2 separate regions of the Homo sapiens genome follow, and region 1 is linked to region 2. Evidence: chromatin loops called from intact Hi-C (ENCODE). Cell type or tissue: mammary epithelial cell. All regions are shown on one strand. Each heading gives the region's core, and the rest is flanking DNA. Links, peaks and the distances in the headings are about the cores only.

Region 1 (8,000 bases), core at 1-8,000, 570 kb before region 2:
AATTAGCTGGGCATGGTGGTGGGTGCCTGTAATCTCAGCTACCCGGGAGGCTGAGGTGGCAGAATGGCGTGAACCCAGGAGGCGGAGCTTGCAGTGAGCCGAGATCGCACCACTGCACTCCAGCCTGGGTGACAGAGCGAGACTCCGTCTCAAACAAAACAAAACAAAACAAAACAAAAAACTATCCTTTAACCCTCTAAACTAGGCAAAAAGAAAAAAAAATCCACATTTCCATGCCTTCTTATAATCTTTTTTCAAAAGCACATTTCATTTTCCTGACACACCTTGCATATAAAACTCTTTCTCTAGTAGTCTCAATTATATGTTACACTGTTAACTCTTAGAAACTTACTTTTGGTGAAAAATCTGGTAAATACATGATTTTAATTATGTACTAGGTGTGGAGCCTAGGGCACCAGACAGAAGTGCAGATAAGGTGTGACTCTCATGTATAGTTAGGGGATGTGGCTAACTCCACATGTCCCCAGGCCTTACTTAAAATCTAACGGCTCCACAGCAGTTAAGTTGAACAATTTTCAAGAGTCAAAGAAGCAGTTTATGACCTTAAAGCATTTATCAAACCTAATATCTGACCTGCCTAATTTAGACCAAGTGTCTTTATTTTACTAATAATCTTTAAAGCTGTGTTTTTATTTCCCAAAGATTACTTAAGTCACGTGAACTAAAAGGCATTATAGTCTTAATTTTTTTATAATATTTAAGTGCCTATTATTTTTAAACCAATTAATCAGAACTTATATAGATATATATAAACATCACACACACAACACATATAAATACACAGACAAAAGAAGATCCAATAGTTGTAAGATTTTTCATTTGCCAGTTTCTAAGTTTCCCTTTAAAGCATTCAGTTTCTAGCCTTAATAAACAGGTATAGGTGGAAGGCGAAACAGATCCCCCAAAATTAAGGGTTCCATTTTTATACCAGATCCTGGATCCCAAAAAAGGGATGGGTAGCAGCCCATTTCCCATGGGAGTCTTATCTCTCAGTAGGGGATGGGGACATTTCCATACCTTCTAGGTGGCCAAGAGCATGCTTCTCTGATCCAAACATGGAAAGAGCTGAGTGTCCCCCCATAACTTCCATTAGCTGTCCCCAAAAGTGTATTTCCTACCTAGTTATTACGCATGAAATCTCTCGCATAATATGAAGTAATTTCTAATACCCCCAAAAGTAAAAAATGTGAGAGGGATCTATTTTCAATTCTTAGGGTTCCACGAGGGAAACAGATGTCTTTTTTTCCCCCCAAAATGGAGTCTGCAGCACCTCCTCTGTTTTTCCCAAGGTGTCCCAAGCTGTTAAATATTATCTTAGGTCCTCTCGTGTGCATCAAGAATGTCAAGAAGACAAAATGGAGAAAATTCAGTTGACTGAGAAGAAAAAACCCCTTTTCCAGAAAAACACAATCCACGAAGAGGAAAAAAAAACATAAAGGCCTTTAAAATGTACGTATAACTTGGATATCTGCTTTTAAGTAAGCTGACTTTTAACCATAGTGCTCCTTAAAAAAAATTCCTTATAAACCTCTTATTACCCTACTTTAACCAGGCCAAACAGACAATATTTCTGGCTTTTAAATGTTACCAAAAGTAACCTCACAGGTGAAACCAATAAGCCTTAGTTACTAAGCTACAGCACTGGACAGTTTCCATTGCCCTTCCCAGAAAGAGCCTAGAGCAGTCAATTTTGAGCTTGCAAAAGCTTTTAACTGCTTGAGATAATTTTTAGAGCTCTGACATAAACTCCAAAATTCCTGTCCTCCAGATGGCTGAGAACAAGAGAAAGTACTGCCACGTACTTAAAAGGTCAAGCTCCCAAGGACATAAAACAAGACAAGCGGGGAACCTCATTCAGTTTTTTTTTGTTTGTTTGCTTCAGGAACCTGCAGCAAAGTTTGTAGCTGACTAGTTTGCTGGGCTAGCTTGAACAGCAGGCTTGTTCTAAGCCCATGTGTCCTAAGCCCATGTTCAATCTTAAGGTACTCCTCTTTATGACAGAATATAGTAAAAAACATTTATAGCAGAAAGTTCCCCAGAGTTGCTATAGCTTAAGACCAGCCTCACAAATCCTTTTTCTCATTAATTAAAATATTGCAAGAGGTAGTGATTTTTACCACACCTATAAGCAGTTTGCACACAGAGAGAGAGAGAGAGAGAGAGAGTGAGAGAAGAAAGGCAAGGGAAGGGAGAAAAGCATTGCCTGCAGTGGGGTGGGAAGACGAGGAGCTTAGGGGAAGCTAGAGAAAGACCCACCATTGCAGTGACACTAAACAAAGTTCAGGTGGTTGCTTGTAATTTGCTAAGGGATCTTTTCCAGCAGTCCCATCAGCTTTCAAGTTTCCCCTTTTGGGGAGAAAAGAAGCTCCCCATGTCCGGTGATCCTGTACATGCCTAATCCCCCCACAGCCATCAGCAAAGAGCGCAAGGCAGATTAATCCAAAGAAAATAGTGGTTAACATCCCATAATGCCAAATTCATTTTTAACCAAGAGATTTTACTGAGAGGGGCCTCTAACCGCCTAAATCTTAAGAAGAACTCTAACCTTCCTAAGTTGGGTCTCGAACCCAAATTTGTCGAGAATCCTTACTTTTTATTAAGAGGGTCATTTAACCCATTCTGTCTTAGGAGAGACTTTAAATCTTCTAAGTTGGGCCTCTAATCCACCACTTAACCATAGTCGGCCAATGGGTTCTGCATTCTGTTTCCTTTGGGTCAGGAGTCTCCTTCGTATCGTTCTTTCATGGTTCACCAGGAGAATGTTACTGGAAAGGGGTCCTGATCTAGACCCCCAGACAGGGTTCTTGGATCTCAAACAAGAAAGAATTCAGGGCAAGTTCATAGAGTAAAGTGACAGCAAGTTTATTAACAAAGTAAAGGAATAAAAGAATGGCTACTCCATTGGCAGAGCAGCCCTGAGGGCTGCTGATTGGCTATTTTATGATTATTTATTGATTAAATGCTAAACAAGGGATGGATTATTTATGAGTTTTCCAGGAAAAGGGTGGGCAATTTCCCCAGAACTGAGGTTTCCTCCCCTCTTTAGACCATACAATGTAATTCCCTGATGTTGCCATGGCATTTGTAAATTGACATGGCACTAGTGGGAGTGTCTTTTAGCATGCTAATGCATTATAATTAGTGATAATGAGTAGTGAGGACAACCAGAGGTCACTTTGGTCGCCATCTTGGTTTTGGTGGGTTTTGGCTGGCTTCTTTACTACATACTGTTTTATCAGTAAGGTCTTTGTGACTGTACCTTGTGCCAACCTCCTGTCTTATCCTGTGACTTGGAATGTCTAACCTTCTGGGAATGCAGCCCAGTAGGTCTCAGCCTCATTTTACCCAGTCCCTATTCACGGTGGAGTCGCTTTGGTTCCGATGCTTCTGACAAAGCTATGAATGAACATCTTTTTACATAAATCTTTATCTACATTTCTGATTATTTCCTTAGGATAGAGTGGAGAGGTTGAGTTATTAAGTCAGACACTTGTAAAATATTTTTTTCCAATATGAAAGTAGCTTTAGTCCTTAAATACTGTATAAATTGCAAAAAGTTCAGAACTTAGGTAGAAGAAAGTAAGACTCCAAGACTTGTACATTTCATAAGAAAGCCCACTTTCTAAGCCTGATGTCTTTAATGTATATTTAGTGTGCACCTTTCCAGTAGTGAGTGGGTGATTCTTTTAATTGGAAAGCTTCCCTGGAGTTGATGTTATTTAAAAAAGAAACCTAAAAATCCTTGTTTTCTACTTTCCTCTATTTCATATGGCATCTTATGGAATTATTGTTTGGTATTCATGTCATGTCTCAATAAAGGAATTAAACAAAACTAAAGCCCAACACAGTTTTAAGCAAATGTGTTATTTAAATTATGGAAAGGCAGTGGGAGAAGAGGTGTGCAGTATTTTGTGTGTGCGTCAAAATGAACTAACACTAGATGGCAGTCCTCTATAACTTTTGGCCTTAGTTGCTGCTGCTTTAGAATAAGGTATGGCAAGAAATCACTAATGGAGGAATGTTGATCCCATAATAATGCTTTGTCTTTTATTAAAAATAAATGTAACTTCTTTGAGTTGCACAACAGGGTGGGTTTTTAAAAGACAGTTAATTATAACAGATAACAGAATATAATATAAAAGCGCTTTCTAGCTGTGCTTCTCAAACTTTTAACTTTTTTAAAACTTTTAAGTTGCATTTGAATTATAAGGGGATCGTGATTAAAATGCGGATTCTTGTAAGTCTGAAATTGGACCTTAAATGCTGAATTTCTGACAATATTCCAGGTAATGCTAAGCTGCAGTGATCTAGAGGTGTGCTATAGCCCTATGTCTGCAAAATGCTTATTTTGTATCAGGCAGTGTTCTAAGAGCTTTTACAGGTTGAAAAAGTAACTGTGAGTGGTGGAGGGAGGATTTCTACCCAGCCTGTCTGCATCTAGAGGCTTCTGGTATTAGTCACACTAAACTGCCTCCTTGATTGGGCTGTGAGTGAATTTACCTCCTCCCCCATTCAGAAAAAACTTTCCTATCAGAATGGAGTGTAGTTTGGTTTGGCTAAAGTTAAGTGCATATCTTTGATTCTTCATAGATTATGGGAAATATGTTAACTTCTGGGTCGTATGTTTGCTTTTTCAGTTTTATTTTTCTGGTTGGTGCTTTGGTTTGTAAGAAAAGTCCAAAAAAATTTAAAATTCCTCCAAAAATTATAATATTAATTGGTTGTATTGGGCTTTTATTTATTTATTTTTGCAGAGGGGAAGTGTGTTTGAAGTTAAAAATGTTCGTTGTTTTTTAAAATTTAAATCCAAGCTGCTTTTTTGAAGGAATATGTGATTTTGGGTTCTAAAAAAATATTAGTTTATCTTTGTTTTTTATGCTCTTGACAAATTAATGCTTGCAAAATTTAGTGAGTAGCATAAGCATAGACAAACAAGTTACAGTTTGGACATATACTAAATCAATTTTGAAAAGGTAGATTTTAATAGATTTAAGATATGTTAGTAATATTGGTGGAATTTATTTGTTTTGGTAATTTGAACTCTACTTGTTTTTGAAAAAAGAACAAAATGATATTTTTGCCAGATTTTCACTTGCTTTTGTTTCTTTGTGTTACTAAAATTTCCAATGGTTGTTAACATGGTATTTTACCTAGTTAAGACAAACTTGCCATTTCAAAATAATATTTGGAAAAAGACAGCATTAATATTGATTCACAGAAAGCCAGTGGTGAAGAAAATAATATTGTTTTAAGGTCAACAGCTGCATATACTTAACGTAGTAAAATAAGATACTTCTTGTAGTCTATGTAGTATCAAGATATTTGAGCTAGAATTTCTTTCACTGATAGTCTGATTTAGAGTCCCTGTAGTAACTGACCCAAAGTCCTCAGTTACCCGAAATTTACCTTGTTGGCTGTGAAAAGATGATGAACCTTATATAGGAATCTTTCAAGTGTGTAACAGGGACACTGGGAAGGAATTGTTGGTTTGTTGTAGGTGCTTGGGCACTTTCAGGGACTGAAGCAAGTCTGGTGTGTTGTTCCTCCCTTACATCATCTCTCTTTGTCCCTCCGTCTGTCCATCCCCTCATCCATTCGATGCATATTTACTAAGAATTCTGAGTGCCCAGGCACTGTGTTAGTTTTCTTGGAATAGACAGATAAGGAAAAGACAGTTTATGGGCTGGCCATGGTGGCTCATGCCTGTAATCCCAGCACTTTGGGAGGCTGAGGTGGGCGGAGACTTGAGGTCAGGAGTTCGAGACCAGCCTGGCCAACGTGGTAAAACCCCATCTCTACTTAAAATACAAAAAAATTAGCTGGGCACGGTGGTGGGTGCCTGTAATCCCAGCTACTTGGGAGGCTGAGACAGGAGAAATCGCTTGAACCCAGGAGGCGGAGGTTGCAGTGAGCCGAGATTGCATCATTGCACTCCAGCCTGGGCGACAGAGCGAGACTCCGTCTCGAAAAAAGAAAAAAGACAGTTTATGTTCTCAAGTAGCTCACAATCTAGGAGTAATAAAGATGAAGGGTTAACTATAAAATAATGAGGCAAATCATGATAGAGATGAATATGTGCAAAACGATGCCCTAGGATTAGAGCAGCTCCCTGTAGTTGAGTGAATGTGTGTGTGTGTGTGTGTGTGTGTGTGTGTGGCGGGTGGGGGTGGGGTAGGGTGGGGGGAGGGGCGGGGGCGAGGGGAGTAAATGAGAGTGGGGAGTGTGCTGTTACCTTTTTTATTCCAGCCCTTCATTTTTATCCTCTTTAATCCAGAGATTAGTAATTCCCAGTTTCAATTTTATGGTCTTCAGTATGGTCTTTAGCCTTTGTTGCCCAAAGGTTGAACCATTCAAATTCCTTCTGGTATAGTTTGTTCCTCTCAAGAAGATTACTTTTCAGACTTTATAGTGCTTTAAAAACCTTGCCATTTTTAGGCTACTAAATTGACTTTTTAACTTATAGCATAAAGCCCTCAGTAAGGGACAATTATTTTCTTTAGCTACCAGCTGATCTTTAATGGAGAAGGATATAGTGCTCTTCAAGAGTACTATGACTATGTTTGTTGAGAATGACAAATTTAAGGGTAGGGATAAGAAGAGGAACTAGCACAGAGATTAAGGAATATAAATTTAGAGACAGAAGAGCATGGTGTCATGGAAGGAGAGGGAAGGGAGAGATTCCAAGAGGCACTGAAGGACTTGAGAGTTCAGAGGTTAAGCAGCTGGAGTATTGGAAAGAAAATGTTGGATTTGGTCATTTGCAAGTCATTGGTGATTTTAGGGAGAATAATTTTAACAGAAGGGTAGGAACATTGGTCATGTTGCACTGGAATGAGGAATTCATAGAGAAGAAATGGAAATCCCAAAGGAAAGGTGCTTTGTAAAGGGGTTTGGGCATGAAGGTAGGTGCAATTAAAGCCATAGCCAGAGGGGAACATGTTTTATAAGGGGGGGAGAAGTCTTTGAGAACACATCATGAAATCTTAATCTGATAAACCAAATGCCTTTCATAGATAGTATTTTGCTGAAAAAATTTGACCTGAATACATTTTTACTTTTATTTTATTTTATTTTTTTGTTTTAGAGACAGGGTCTAGCATTGTCACCCAGGCTGAGTGCGGTGGTACGATCTCAGCTTACTGCAACCTCTGCCTCCCGAGTTCAAGCAGTCCTCCTGCCTCAGCCTCCTGAGTAGCTGGGACTACAGATGTGCGCTACCATGCCAGGCTATTTGTTTTTTTTTGTAGTGACGGGGTTTTGCCATATTGCCCAGGCTGGTCTCAAATTCCTGGGCTCAAGCGATCTGCCTGCCTCAGCCTCTCAGAGTGCTAGGATTATAGGCATGAGCCATTGTGCCTGGCCCCATTTTTATTTTTAAAATTATGTTGTTTTGATTATGATGTGCCTATAATTTAAAACATTGTTTCTCATCGTGTAATTTGTGCCTTATAGCCCTGTTGAATTATTGCCTTCTTTTCATAATAAATATGTGGTTTATGGGGAAAAAGCCTATTTAATACTTCATGAGATTAAAAGTCAGACCCTTTGGAAAAAAAAGAAAAGGAAAAGAAATACTTTATTAGAAATTATCACTATTACACCACCATCTGGTTCTTTCTTCAATGTTTTTTTAATTAAAAAAAAATAGTTGCTGGGTGTGGTGGCTCACGCCTGTAATCCCAGCACTTTGGGAGGCTGAGGGGGGCGGATCACGAGGTCAGGAGATCAAGACCATCCTGGCCAACATGGTGAAACCCCGCCTCTACTAAAAATACAAAAATTAGCTGGGCGTGGTGGCATGTGCCTGTAGTCCCAGCTACTCAGGAAGCTGAGGCAGGAGAATCGCTTGAACCCAGGAGGCAGAGGCTGCAGTGAGCCGAGATCGAGCCACTGCACTCCACTGCACTCCAGAGTGAGACTCTGTCTTAAAAAAAAAAAAAAAAAAAGTAGATACAAGGTCTGGCTATGTTGCCCAGGCT
Region 2 (13,168 bases), core at 2,110-10,109:
TGAGCTACCGCTCCCAGCCTTGCCTGTCTTTTAATGAGGTCATTTGTTTTTTGCTTGCTGATTGAAGTTCCTTACACATTCTGGATAGTAGTCCTTTATTGGATGCATAGTCTGCAAATATTTTCTCTCATTGTGCAGGTTGTCTGTTTACTTTGTTGCTATTTTCTTTTGTTGTGCAGAGCCCTTTAGTATAATTAGGTCCCACTGTTGTTTTTTTGTTTTTCTTACAATTGCTTTTGGGGACTTAGCCATAAGTTCTTTGCCAAGGCTGATGTTGAGTAGGTGAAATCTGCATTATTAACAGTTCCCTAAATTACTCTTATGTGTACAAAGCAGCCTAGACCCTGAGAGATGATTAAATGATCTTCAGAAATTCCATTCTCCTCAGAATAACATTCTGTTCTTTTCTGGAAGACAATAAAAAAGTGGAGAAGCTCAGCCTTACCTACTTCTCTCCCTGAGAACTACTAGGGGAGACCTGGGCACGTATCTTCGAAATGCACGGGCCCCCCTTGCTCTTTGATATCTGATGTTCTGGGAGAACACGTATAGGTTCTGACAATGTTTAAAACCTCCTAGTAGGGGCACAACAGTCTCTGATAACACACACATGCACACACACACACACACACACACACACATGGATTCTAAACATGCAAAAAATTCCTGTAAGGCCTGGTAGATATGATGTCAGAAAGAAAAACAATTGCAATATCTTTTGTGTACTATGTCACAGAACTGCAGCCAGGGAAGGGGTTAACATGTTATTCTCTGCAGGTAAGTTTCCTCTCTCTCTCTCTCTTTCTCAATCCATTCTTTAAAGGGCTGGGTAAATCATTGGTGGAGCTGGGCGGGATAGCAGGCAGAGGGAGGGTGTTCAGGCTGCATTTTAGGGGAAGCTGCAAGGACAATTGGGGCAGGAGGGTCCACAGAGTTACCCAAGGGGAAGAAGGACATTGATCCAGCTGCCTCTGTCTGTGGGGTAGCTTCTCACCATGTTCCCTTCTCTATCAGCTTTTGTCTTCTCTGGACACTAAAAAAACAAACCCAAATATGGTCAAATAGAAGAAAAGGAAGGCAAAGAAAAGGAGGAGGAGGAAAAGGAAAATGAAAGAGAAAAGAAAGAAGAAATTCTTTTAAAAGAAAAAGAAGCTAGAAAGTTACAAGGTGAATAAAATTAAAACACTGCCAGAAAAAAAATGTAAGAAAAACAAAGTATTAGTTGAAAATAAAATTTAAAATGTTTGTAAGATAAGGTACATGTGATAAAATGAATGATATTTAAAATAAAAGATAAGAGGCTTGAAGTTAATAAGATAAAAGTTTAAAAGCATAAGCATAGAGGAGGTAAAATATTAAGATAAAATGCTCATAGATGAAAAGCTGAAAATGTAAATCTACAGTTACACGCCATATTACGATGTTTTATTAAACCACAGGACCACATAGATGATGGTGGGCCCATAAGATTATAATACAGTATTTTTACTCTATCTTTTCTGTGTTTAGATATCTTATACACAAATACTGCTGTGTTACAGTTGCCTACGGTATTCAGTACAGGACCATGCTGTACAGGTCTGTAGTCTAGGAGCACTAGGCCATACCACATAGCCTCGGTGTGTAGGAGGCCCTACCATCTAGGTTGTGTAATGCACTCTGTGATGGTCACAACAACGAAATCACCTAAGGACACATATCTCCAAATATATCCCCATCATTAAGCAATGCGTGACTGTAGATGGGATTAGCAATTAAGTTCAGGAATTCAGGACTAAAAATACTAGGATAAAGATATTAAAACTCTAAGATTTCAAGTGTCATTTAGAGTTGGGTGCTTCAGGAAAATAACAGGTTTCCTGCTGACTCCTGTAGATTTTCTGGTGGCTTCTGTGAAGGCTGAATCCTGGAACCACCCCACTGCCCTACAGCCATGGTGGCAATAGACGCTTTCCTGCTTGCAAGTCTTCCTTCCTTCCTTCCTTCCCTCCCTCCCTTCCTCCTTCCCTCTTTCTTTCTTTTCTTTCTTTCTTTTCTTTTCCTTCCTTCCTTCCTTCCTTCCTTCCTTCCTTCCTTCCTTCCTTCCTTTCTTTCTTTCTCTTTCTTTCTTTCTTTCTTTCTTTCTTTCTTTCTTTCTTTCTTTCTTTCTTTCTTTCTTTCTTTTCTTCTTTCTTCTTTCTTTTTTTTTTTTTCTAGTTAAAGTCTTGCTCTGTTGCCCAGGCTAGAGTCCAGTGGCTCAATCTCGGCTAACTGCAACCTCCACCTGCCGGGTTCAAGCAATGCTCCTGCCTCAGCCTCCCTAGTAGCTGGGATTACAGGCATGTGCCACCACGCCCAGCTAATTTTTGTTTTTTTTTTTTTTTTTTAGTAGAGATGGGGTTTCACCGTGTTGGCCAGGCTGGTCTCGAACTCCTAATCTCCAGTGATCTACCTGCCTTGGCCTCCCAAAGTGCTGGGATTCCAGGTGTAAGCCACTGTGCCTGACCAAGTTTCTTTCTTACCCGTGCCTCCATCACTGGTGTTTGGTTTGGATTAAGAATGTAAGGTTGAGACCCAGAAAAATGACTGAATAAAGCCTATCTCTTTAGCCTATTATCTGCCCCCGTGTGCCTGGGAGTTGAGCCACATCAAGCCACCTGTCAGGACACAGACCTCCCTCCTGCCTCTTTGCCCACTGGGTTCCAATCCGTTTGCTTGGAATGCCATTCCTCCCTTCTTTTGCCTGGCTGGGTTTTACCTACCTGATAAACCTTAGCTCGAGAATCATTTCCCTGGGAAGCCTTTTCTGAGTCTCACCACTGTGCTTTCCCACCCCTAGTTTAGTTTATTTTTCAGCCACATTGCAGAATAATTGTTGATTTGCTTGTCTGCCTTCTCCACAGTACCAAAGATCGGGGACCACTGTATACTAATGGAAAAACAGCAACAGCAATAAAGCACGATCTATCCATTTTCTCATCACATCTTCAATAACCCCACAAAGCAGGCTCTGATAGCCACATTTTATAGATGAAGAAACAAAAACTTATTTATTTATTTCCTTGACAAATCTCCACTGACTTTCCACTATGTGCCTGGCATACAGGGGTTAACTAATCTGCCCAAGGCTGCCCATTTAGAAAACTGCAAAGCCAATCATTGAGCCCAGGCCTATCAGATTCTAAGCCTGTGCTCTCGCCAGGATGCCTTTTCTCCTCAGCACATAGTAGGCACTCAGTAAATATTTGTCAAAGAAGTAAATGGCTACATATGAGAGTAAAGGCCCTGGAAACCCAGCCCTCTTTCTCTGAGATCCTCCTCTAGCAATGGGCTGACAGTGCTACTTGGAGGCACTGCAGTTGCGTCTTTTGATCTTCCATGCATCCTTCTAAAGGAGGTACTGTGTTTTAGGAAGATCCCAAAGGTAAACATACAGGTTGCAATAAAGCTTTCCTGAGAATCTTCTTTTGAAAAAGCAAACAGGACACAGACTCCAGAGTTTTCAAATTATTGTGATTTCTAGGATTCGTTTTTATGGTTTGGGAGTGGAATGTATGGCTTAAGCAAACACAATTAAATCCAAATTACCCGTGGCCACGCAGCCACTGGCTGTCTTTCCGTGTGGGAAAAGGCAGGGCTTTGTAGGGCTAGAAAATATCTGAAAAAAATATGAAGTGACTCTGTCTTTTTTTCTTTCCCTTTTTGTAAATGTTCTTTTAAAACACACCAAATTCCTGAGGAATTTGCTGTTTTATCTGTTTATTTTTTTGATTTGTTAGTGTCCTAGAGCATGAAATCTTATTTAAAAGGCACTGTTCTTTCTTGATATGGATGCCCATGATTTTCATTCTTACTTTCTAAGTCCAAAAATGAAATGCAGTTCTGCCTCATTGGGAGCATTTCTGTATTCTTAAAATGTGCTGGTGTTTTTCCGGCTAAAGATGTTTCAGAAGCAGTGGGTAGGCAATTTGTTGTGATTCATAGTGAATTTATTTATATGGAGAATTTTCTCCAAATTTTAAACACAGTGTACCCTTTGGTACTTCGCGTATGTGCCAAAGTGTCATCTCCATATGACTGGTGCAGGCCATTTGAATAAAGTTCCAGATGGGAATCATTGTTCAAATTATTCCTTTCCCATCATCTAAATACAAATAGCAAAATGGAAAGCCGTTTTCCATTGCTTCCCAAACAATAATAATAATAATAATAGTATGAAAAAATCCTGACAGATACCTTCAGATAGTATGATATTATAATGACCGTAACTGCTATAATGGGACTCTTTTACAGATGGCAGCCGAGCCTGATCAAACCATTCATTAGTCCTTCTAAAAACTGTCATATACATTCTCTTCTTTATGGTTCAAAACACAAAAGCCCCTTTGTGCCTTTAGAGACGTAGCTGCAATTTCAAATAAAAAGAGCAGCACATTAGCTGCCATTATGCCTGAGCCATATCATCAGCATAAAAATGAATTTGTAATATTTTGCCACATGTGATGTATTATTGCCGGGCTATGTAAACAATACTGGGTCTGAAATTGAGCCTTGGGGACTCCCTTTACAACTGACAAATTGAGAAACAAGGCCATCAACTCTCACACATTGCATCCGGTGAGTTAAATAACTCAGCCAAGATCCATTTCCAGCCCAGTCTGAGATAATCTCTGTCCTGTAATAATAAATCATAGTCAAGGGCGTCGGATGCCCCAGGCAGATCTATAAACCCGTAAACAAGGCTATGCTCCACAATTTTGATCACTCTTAAAAGCTCAAGCCAAATCATTCATGGGTTTAATCTCAGCATTGGTCACAATTACATTCACAGCTCCCGTCTGCCCATGAAAAACAGCAGAGTTGCTGTTTAGAAATAGATCAAGGTAGTAGCTTTCTCTCTTTGTTGATTTTTTGGCTTTCCCTTCTGTACTCATGAAATCAGTGAAAGCTGGCGTCTGCACTGGGGATCAGCCACAGAGAGCATGGGACAAGTTCTATTTATTCCAAAGGAAGGAAGCAGAGGAAGATTGCATGGTAAAGCCGGGTTGCTGGGCAAATGATTCCATTGTCGTAGAACGTGGAACCAGAGTTTTGGGCAGAAATGGCCTGGGGAATGGTGAATTTGCTCAGTTGTGCCTCCTAACTGAGTTTTTTCACTTTGCGTTGGTGGCTTATGTTCATGGTTTCATAGGTTTAACTGTCTGATTGGTGGCCACTTTGAGCACAATGGGATTGTTAACACTTGTTGGTTGTATAGGGTCAAAGCTTATACACGGATGAGAATTGACTGCTCAGACCAAGTGTTTGGCAATTCTCAGTCTGTATTTTGTTCTTTAACTTGCTCTAAAATTCACAATAGAGTTAATCTATTCCTCTTCTCGAGCTTTACTTATTTTCGGAATTAATTATAGTTGGCCCTCATTATCCACAGTTTAGCTTTCCCAAGTTTCTGTTACCTCAACTGTGGTCCAAAAATAGGTTAAGTACAGTACATTAAGATATTTTGAGAAACAGAGAGAGACAGAGACCATATTAATATAAATTTTATTACAGTATTTATTATAGTGTCTAATTTCACTATGGTTAATTTTTTCCTGTGCCTAATTTATAAATTTATCATAGGCATATATGTATAGGCAAAAACAGTGTCTATAGGGTTCAGTACTATCCAAGGTTTCAGGCATCCGCTGGGGGTCTTGGAATGTACTCTCCACGAATAAAGGGAGACTGCTGTTCACACAAGAGCTGAACAGCCAAAACTGGGGAGATTGATAGGGGGTACCAAAGAGAGAATTTGGAGTTCAAAGTAAGATGCGTAACTCCTTTTATGATTAATATTGGCAGGAGAGGGAATTAGCATTTGCTAAACACATACTCAGTTCAAGGCACTATGCTGCCTGACTTGGAAATGTTATCTCACTTAATCCTGACAGTAATCCTGTTGGGTGATATAATCATTATTTAAGAAAGAGGAGGCTGGGCGTGGTGGCTCAAGCCTGTAATTTGTTTTACACTTTGGGAGGCCGAGGTGGGCGGATCACAAGGTCAGGAGTTTGAGAAGAGCCTGGCCAATATGGTGAAACCCTGTCTCTATTAAAAATACAAAAATTAGCCGGGCGTGGTGGCGCACACCTGTAGTCCCAGTTACTTGGGAGGCTGAGGCAGAAGAATCGCTTGAACCCGGGAGGTGGAGGTTGCAGTGAGCTGAGATCGTGCCACTGTACTCCAGCCTGGGCGACAGAGAGAGACTCTATCTCAAAAAAAATAAAGAAAAAAAGAAAGAGGAAAATCAAGACTCAGAGGGGCGAGGTCACTTGCTCAAGCACACATAGCTATGTGACTGACAGAGCTGAGAGATGAAACTAGGTTAGGGTGACTGTCAACACACAGTGTTTCTCCTGTGCCTCACTGCCTCCCAAGAGTGAGATCTCAAATTTATGTGACATCTCTGACTTAAGGCTGGGTAGGCAAATAGGATTTTATGTCAAAGTTGCTGTATTAGTAGTAGTGCCTGGAATGCCGTGTGGAGAAAGATTGTCGTTGGGTGAAATTCTCCAGTTGATGAATGGTGTTGGCCACGTGTTTGGCTGGGGAGGCCAGCAGGCAGCAGGCCGGCTGAGCGTATGCTGGGTTCGCCTCAGGTTACTAGGAGGCATAGTCTATTGTCAAGCAGAATTGTGCCTGTGTGTTGGGTAACAATGTATACCCACAATGGTTATACGTTGGTGCAATGTATTATTCATAACCTGTTAGGAAGAAAATTCTGTTGAAAAAAGCCTCCTAATTGCCACTCTGGAAAGTATCAAGTTGTGGTCCATCAGCATTTCAGGGGCTTATATTTTTGTAAGTAAAACACACTTGAAGGCACCCTGGCAATACCTAGGGTATCCTGCCCTTAAAGCATCCTATTTAGAGAGTAATTATTTTCTATCTTTGTTGCAGTAACAATAGGGGAATGAAACCTAAATGAATGATCAAAACAAAAACTCCTCCAACCACGAGGTGGCGCTATAATCTATTACTCAATTTATAAATGCTTCGTGGATTGCTTGCTGACTATTCTCTTTTTGTTCCTGTTTTACTTGCTTACTTTTTAAAAATTTATTTTTTTAATTGAAAAATAAAAATTGCATCTATTTATTGCATACAACATGTTACTTTGAAATATGCATACTCTGTGGAATGCCTAAATTGAGCTAATTAACGTATGCATTACCTCACACACTTTTTATCTTTTGTGTGGTGAGAACATTTAAAATCTACTCTCTAGGCAAATTTGCAAAAATACAATACAATACAATACATTGTTATTAACTGTAGTCATAATATTGTGCAATGGATCTGTAGAACTAATTCCTGCCATCTAACTGAAATTTTGTACTCTATTTTTCTTTTCACACTCATTTTAGTTCTTTCCTTCATTTCTCCAACCCTTCTCAAAACAAACTAACGAGCCAATGGTCCAACAAGCAAATATCTCCTCCAAGTACCTTTTTTATTATTATTCTTTCCTCATAGTCCCCGTATTTTAAATGACTTAATGTAGCAAACAAACCTTAATTAGTAATAAAAATTCATTTGGGGGTTTTCATTAATCAAAGACTATCAGAGCTTCTGCTCAGAATATGTGTTATCAAGTAAGTTATGTTTCTCCAGCTAAAAATTAAAGACATTTAGTATTTTAGATAGCATGCCTATGTAATGTTATCAAGGTTTTTTTTTTCAAGTAATGGAAATTGTTCACCAATACTCATTACTGCCTTTAAAGACTTCTGGGAGGGGTGTCTTTAAACTCTTTTTGAGAATCAAATTCATTCCTGGGTCCCTGGGTAGAAATTTTGTAAATATCAGGATGCTGAGGCTGCCTCTCCAAAAGCAATACCTACTGGTTCTCTTTCTTGGTCGTTTGCTCACAAATTCAAGCTCCTTGCCCAGGATTTAATTCTCCATTTCGGAGAATTTAATCCTGAATAACACTTACACCTGAATAACGTCTTTAATTCTAGGTTCTTATCATTCACCAAGAAAACTAGGCCATTTTGGTTTAAATTAAATCACCGAAGTTCTTGTATGATTTGTTGGTAATAGTAAAAGAGACTAGACTCATGAAATTAGGGATCGCTCACAGTTGTAACAATTAGACCACACTTCCTCCCAGACACAAGTTTTAAGACTATCAATTAAATATAAACAGGTTTTCTGGCTGTAAGATTTTAGCTTTTGTTTCCTTTCCAGTTAGCCTAGAACCCAGCAGTCCACATGTGCCTGAGAGAGGAAGAGATGGTAAGACCAAATGTTGCTCAAAACCTTGGAGACAAGTTTGGTTCTAGCATGAGCTGAAGTTTTACTAGATTAGGAATTTATATAGGCTATGTCCTTCAATTCGTCTACATAATTTCCCATTGTCTAGTGAGCACTATAGCTCAAGGACCAATGGCACCCAACACCTTAGAAATAAAATTCGTGAGTCCAAAGACAAAGCATGCTATTGTTTGGCTCCTTCCACTGCCACAGGAAGACTTTTGTTATTGGACTAAACTTAGAAGAAGTGAAAGTTTTATGATAAAAGCAATTCTAAGCCAGTCTTTGCATAATGAGCCAATCCCAACAGTCACCTAATAATATTTTCCTCCCTGAACTCTACCTTTGAATAAACATCTTCCTAATCATGTGCCCCAAACTGTTTCTAGCGAATTCAGGAAGAGAGCAAAGTCCAACTATATCTGATGTATCACCCAAGTGGTCCAGAGGTAGATGGCTCGATTGATACAAACCCAACGTAAATTCACAGATTTCAGACGTGTTATATTTATGATCAACTGTGACCCACAAAGTGAAAAGTGTGTGGATCAGTGAAGTTTGGTGGTCTTTAAAAAGGAAGGGAGGCCCTCATCTCCCCCAGAATGGTGCTGAATGTGGCTGGAATGTAGCTAGGTGTCTGCCAGCTGCCATCCAGGCATAATCCAGGTGGGAGCCCCATCTTGGTACAGAACGTAGGAACCCATCTACAGTTCTGTGGCTTTCCTTCCCCAGAGCTGTGTCTGGCCTGAATGTAAAGATGTTTGGAGAAGATGACAAATCCAGTCCATGACCCTGGCTTTAGTCCAGTTCCTCTGACCCCCCTAAATCAGGTCTCAGAGCAACTTGGAGCTTAATGCAGAGGAAGATAATTCTTCTGACTGTGGAAAATATTAGCTAAATAGATGACAAAGATCGGTTGTAAAATCTCTCTAAGAAATGAATTAGATCAGTCTGTCTGCCTAAGGTGGTATGGATGTAATTACCCCTAAAAGCGTGTTTCTTTACATGTAAAACGGGGATTATAGTGGTACCTATATAATGTTCACAATGGTGGTTGTGCAGATGAAGTGAGTAGTGCAGGTAGTGCACTGTGCTACGTTGTTGTAAGTGGTCAGTAACTGATAATATAAAGGGGGACTCCCTTTCTATCCTAGAGGTGACACATTCTCGCCAACTGTTACTGAGTTCAAGAAGAGTCTCTTTCTCTTGTTCTCTCTCTCTCTGTACACACACACACACACACACACCCTGGGGGGTATTAAACAAAGTGTTCCTTTAAAGCTGTATTGTGGTTAATCTCTTATGGCTTGATGAAAGAGCCTCTCTGTATGGACAACCCCTAAGTTCATAATGGCCGTAAAGGACTGAAGGATGGAGAGTGAAATGTGGAACCAGTTTCTCATTGTACTGAAATGTATCATTTTTGGGATTCTTGTTAAGAGACAGTGTCTTCAGTTTCATCATGCACAATTTGTTGTGAGCCCAGCCAAATATGGCCACGTAGTACATCAAGGTGATAATTTTCTAGCACTATGCTAAGTGTTACACACACGTGATATCATGTAACTTTTCACTGAGACCCTAAGAAGTAGCTACTATTTGTCTACCCATTTTACCAATAGGAAAATTGAGACTCAGAAAGCTTAAATTATTTGGCCAAGCTCACAAAAGCAACATGTACAGAGCTAGGATTTGAATTCAGATCTGTGAGAACCCCAAGCTCTTACCACTCCCTTTTCTTCCCTGCCTCCCATCTGCCTCACTCATGTGAATGGCATAAAGATACTCCAATATTGACTTGGCTTGGAGCTTCAGAATGGGGGCCTGCGGAAATGTCTGGAGACATTTTCAGTTGCCACAGGTTGAGAACCCCGCCCTGATAGTATACAGGGGAAGCTCTGTGGTGTAGTGTAGTAAACAACAGGCTTATAAATGTTAGATCATCGAAAGAGTGTGTATCTCATCCCCCAACTCTGCAGGGGAGGTCTGATTACCACCTTTAACACATAGGAAACTGAAGCTCAGAAAAGATAAGTCACTTCCTCAAGATCACATGGTTAGCAATCATTGGAGCTGGAAATGATACTAAGGACTCCTGATCCCAAAGTAGAGATTTTCTCCTTTATCACAATGATCCCTGGGCCATTGTTTTTCTCATCAAATTTAGACTTTTAGTTTACCTAAACATTATTTAGCTTGCTTGGTGGTTCTCAAGTGATAACATGCATCGGATTTGCAGGAGGGCTTGTGGAAGCAGATTGCTAGGCTTCACCATAGAATATCTGATGGGGCCCTGGTGGGGCCTGTGAATTTGCTTTTCTATCAAGCTCCTGGGGGATGCTGATGCTGCTGGACCAGGGCCACACTGAGAACCACTGAATTAGGTCTCAAATGTGTTTTCTTTCTTCTTCTCTTCTGAGTCTTCTTCTGCCTCCTTTTTGCCTCTCCTCCCCCAACTGTCTGGGGACACGAAGAGTGCTGAATTTGCAGCCTGGCTTCTATGGACAGGCTAAGGCTGACAGGCTGGTGAAATATTAGTGCAACATGTGAAACTTACAGCCTTCCGAAGGCTCACTGCAGAGCGCAACCGATTACATGCGTCACTGGTCCAAGTGTTCCTTACAGTCTCCTGGGAGTGAATTAAAATCCTTTGCTGGTGACATAGAGGGGTGGACTGGTTCTGGGTCTGGTCTAATCTGGGTCAGAGAGCATGGGCTGATCTGTCATCTGAAACACTGAAACTTCTCCCAGGCGTCTCCTGGGGGATGATGGCTGCCCGCTGTGCTGGAGGCAAATGGGAGGAGGTACAGATGGAGGCCTGTCCCTTGTCCCTTTGTCTGGCAGCTGCTCTCCTCACAGGGTGGTTGCTGCAGGCAGCAGTAGGTGGTCTGCATAAGGGGCTGGGAAACCAGGCTTCCCACAGCCTTGGGGGTTCCCTCCAATTTGTTACCTCTGAATGCTTGGAACATCTGATGTGCCAGAGGTCCAGGAATTTGTGATGAATGTACAATGAAGACATATGCTGTACTCAAACTAGCAAAAGAGGCCAAGGAGGGGAATCTGGAAACTAGTATTTATTGAGACTGATCATGTGCCAGGCATTGTGTTCGATACTTTACATTCATCTCATTTAATCCTCATAACAGTCTTGCAAGTTAGATGTTCTTACTCATGTGAAGAAAATGGGGTTTCAAGAAGCTAAATAACTTGCCTAAGCCCATCAACCTTGAAAATGGAGAAGCCAGGATTTCAGCCCAAGGTAATCTGACCCTAGCAGCTGTTATCTTTCCATTTAATGAGAGAGAGAGAGAGAGAGAGAGAACTTGAAGGCTTGAGGTTCAGAGGAGGTGAGGATGCCTTATGACTTGTGATTTACTGGGCAATTACTAGGCCAGTTTTCACTTTAGCCAACCTTCGTCAAGTAATTTTGAAAGAGCATGTCTTCCTTCTTTTGCTTGGTTCAGAGAAATTTAATAGGCCAGTTTTGACTTTAGCCAACCTTCGTCCAGTAATTTTGAAAGAGCATGTCTTCCTTCTTTTGCTTGGTGCAGAGAAATTTAGAACAAGGGGAAATAATGCATTAATACATGCTGTAAGAAGTTTGCTTCCATCGTTAGGCAAGTGACTTGTGGAGTGAATATTCCCCTTAGAGCTGTAGGGGGCACAGTAAATCCCAAAACAATTGAAGGAATTATAGAAGCAGGATAGTACAGGACATTAGGACGTTGTGCCTGATCAGGGGAACGAAGCAATTTGTTCTCCTCTCAACCAAAGTTTATCATTTCTTCTTAGTAGATGAAAATGGAATGTCACTGCTTTTTTTCTTTTTATAAGTAAGAAAAACAAATCAACATGCTCCCTATTGTTTCCCTGACTTGTGAAAATAAAATCCAAACATATATTTGTGATTTCATACAGCCCGGAAGACCATGAAAGAAACATGAGCCCGAGGAATTTGTCAACCCACTCTCTCTCTGTGGTCTGCAATGCCTGGGTTTTAATTACTAGTAGGAAGGGCGCTTGAATTGGCAAGACTCTTTTAGTATTCATTCATCTTGAGCAAATTGTGACATCCATGGGGTGGGGAGAACCAAGCATTTAAACTACTTTTTGGCATAATTGGCCTTGACCTTCATAATTTCATAATATGCTTAGTGGTATATGCAACAGGCCTGACTTCCAGAGCTTGTCATTTGAAATCAGATGCAATCCACAACATCAGTAATGATACCTTTCTTTATTCAATGCCTGTAAGGCATTTTCAGTGGCATTGTCTCATAGAATCCTTAGAACAACTCTATTAAGGAGATATTTTCATCTTCAGTTTATAGACTAAGGACACCAAACCTTGAAAAGATCACACAGTTTGTCAGGAGCAAAGTCTCAACTCAGACCCAAGCTGCTAAGTCCTATTTGAGTGCTTGTTTACTACATTCTTATTTACCTCTTTGTTCTGTAAATTTGACGTTGGTCTTTCAACTTAGTGATTAGATTTTTTTTTAAAATAGCTTTTCTCTGATATAAAATGAACATGTATTCTTAATAAAAATACAGAAAAATCAGTAAGCGAAATAGAAAGAACTCTGTCCCTTTAAGACAATCACTATCAACATTGTGCTGCGCTTTTCCCCAAGCGTGTTGAATCAGCAACTTTTCATTTTGATCAAGTATAAGTTGTGTGTGTATCTTTCAGTTTTGTTTCCCCAGGAGCATGCAGCACAGTATCTGGAGTCTTAAAGTTGCTCCGAGGAGGTCTGCGGAATGGATGGAGGGAGAGAAGGATGAACACATGCGTCCATAGGCTTGTATGGGGGCACCAAAGAGTTAGAAGAAATTGTCCCTGTCCCTGAAATGCTTGCCATCTAAACATGGGAAGACCAGGCACTTA

What was found. Peaks named below come from ENCODE experiments on the same cell type or tissue, not always from the same donor. Only the 100,000 strongest peaks of a DNase experiment are listed, where the experiment ranks them.
Region 1: a loop joins it to region 2, with 7 times the contacts of the local background. A loop is called at or near these places in 10 of 110 quality-filtered maps.

Annotation. Positions count from the first base shown.
Region 1 is chr7:33,181,936-33,189,935 of GRCh38, forward strand. All of the region lies in intron 5 of BBS9 (Bardet-Biedl syndrome 9), which reads left to right. Among named protein-coding and RNA genes, the nearest start is that of BBS9, 56 kb to the left of the region's middle. In mammary epithelial cell, for the core only: a CTCF peak has its summit at 3,968 (motif pointing right); no DNase peak of the experiment used is centred there.
Region 2 is chr7:33,750,783-33,763,950 of GRCh38, forward strand. No RefSeq gene overlaps it. Among named protein-coding and RNA genes, the nearest start is that of FLJ20712, 31 kb to the left of the region's middle. RefSeq lists an enhancer at 178-1,377. In mammary epithelial cell, for the core only: a CTCF peak has its summit at 6,988 (motif pointing right); no DNase peak of the experiment used is centred there.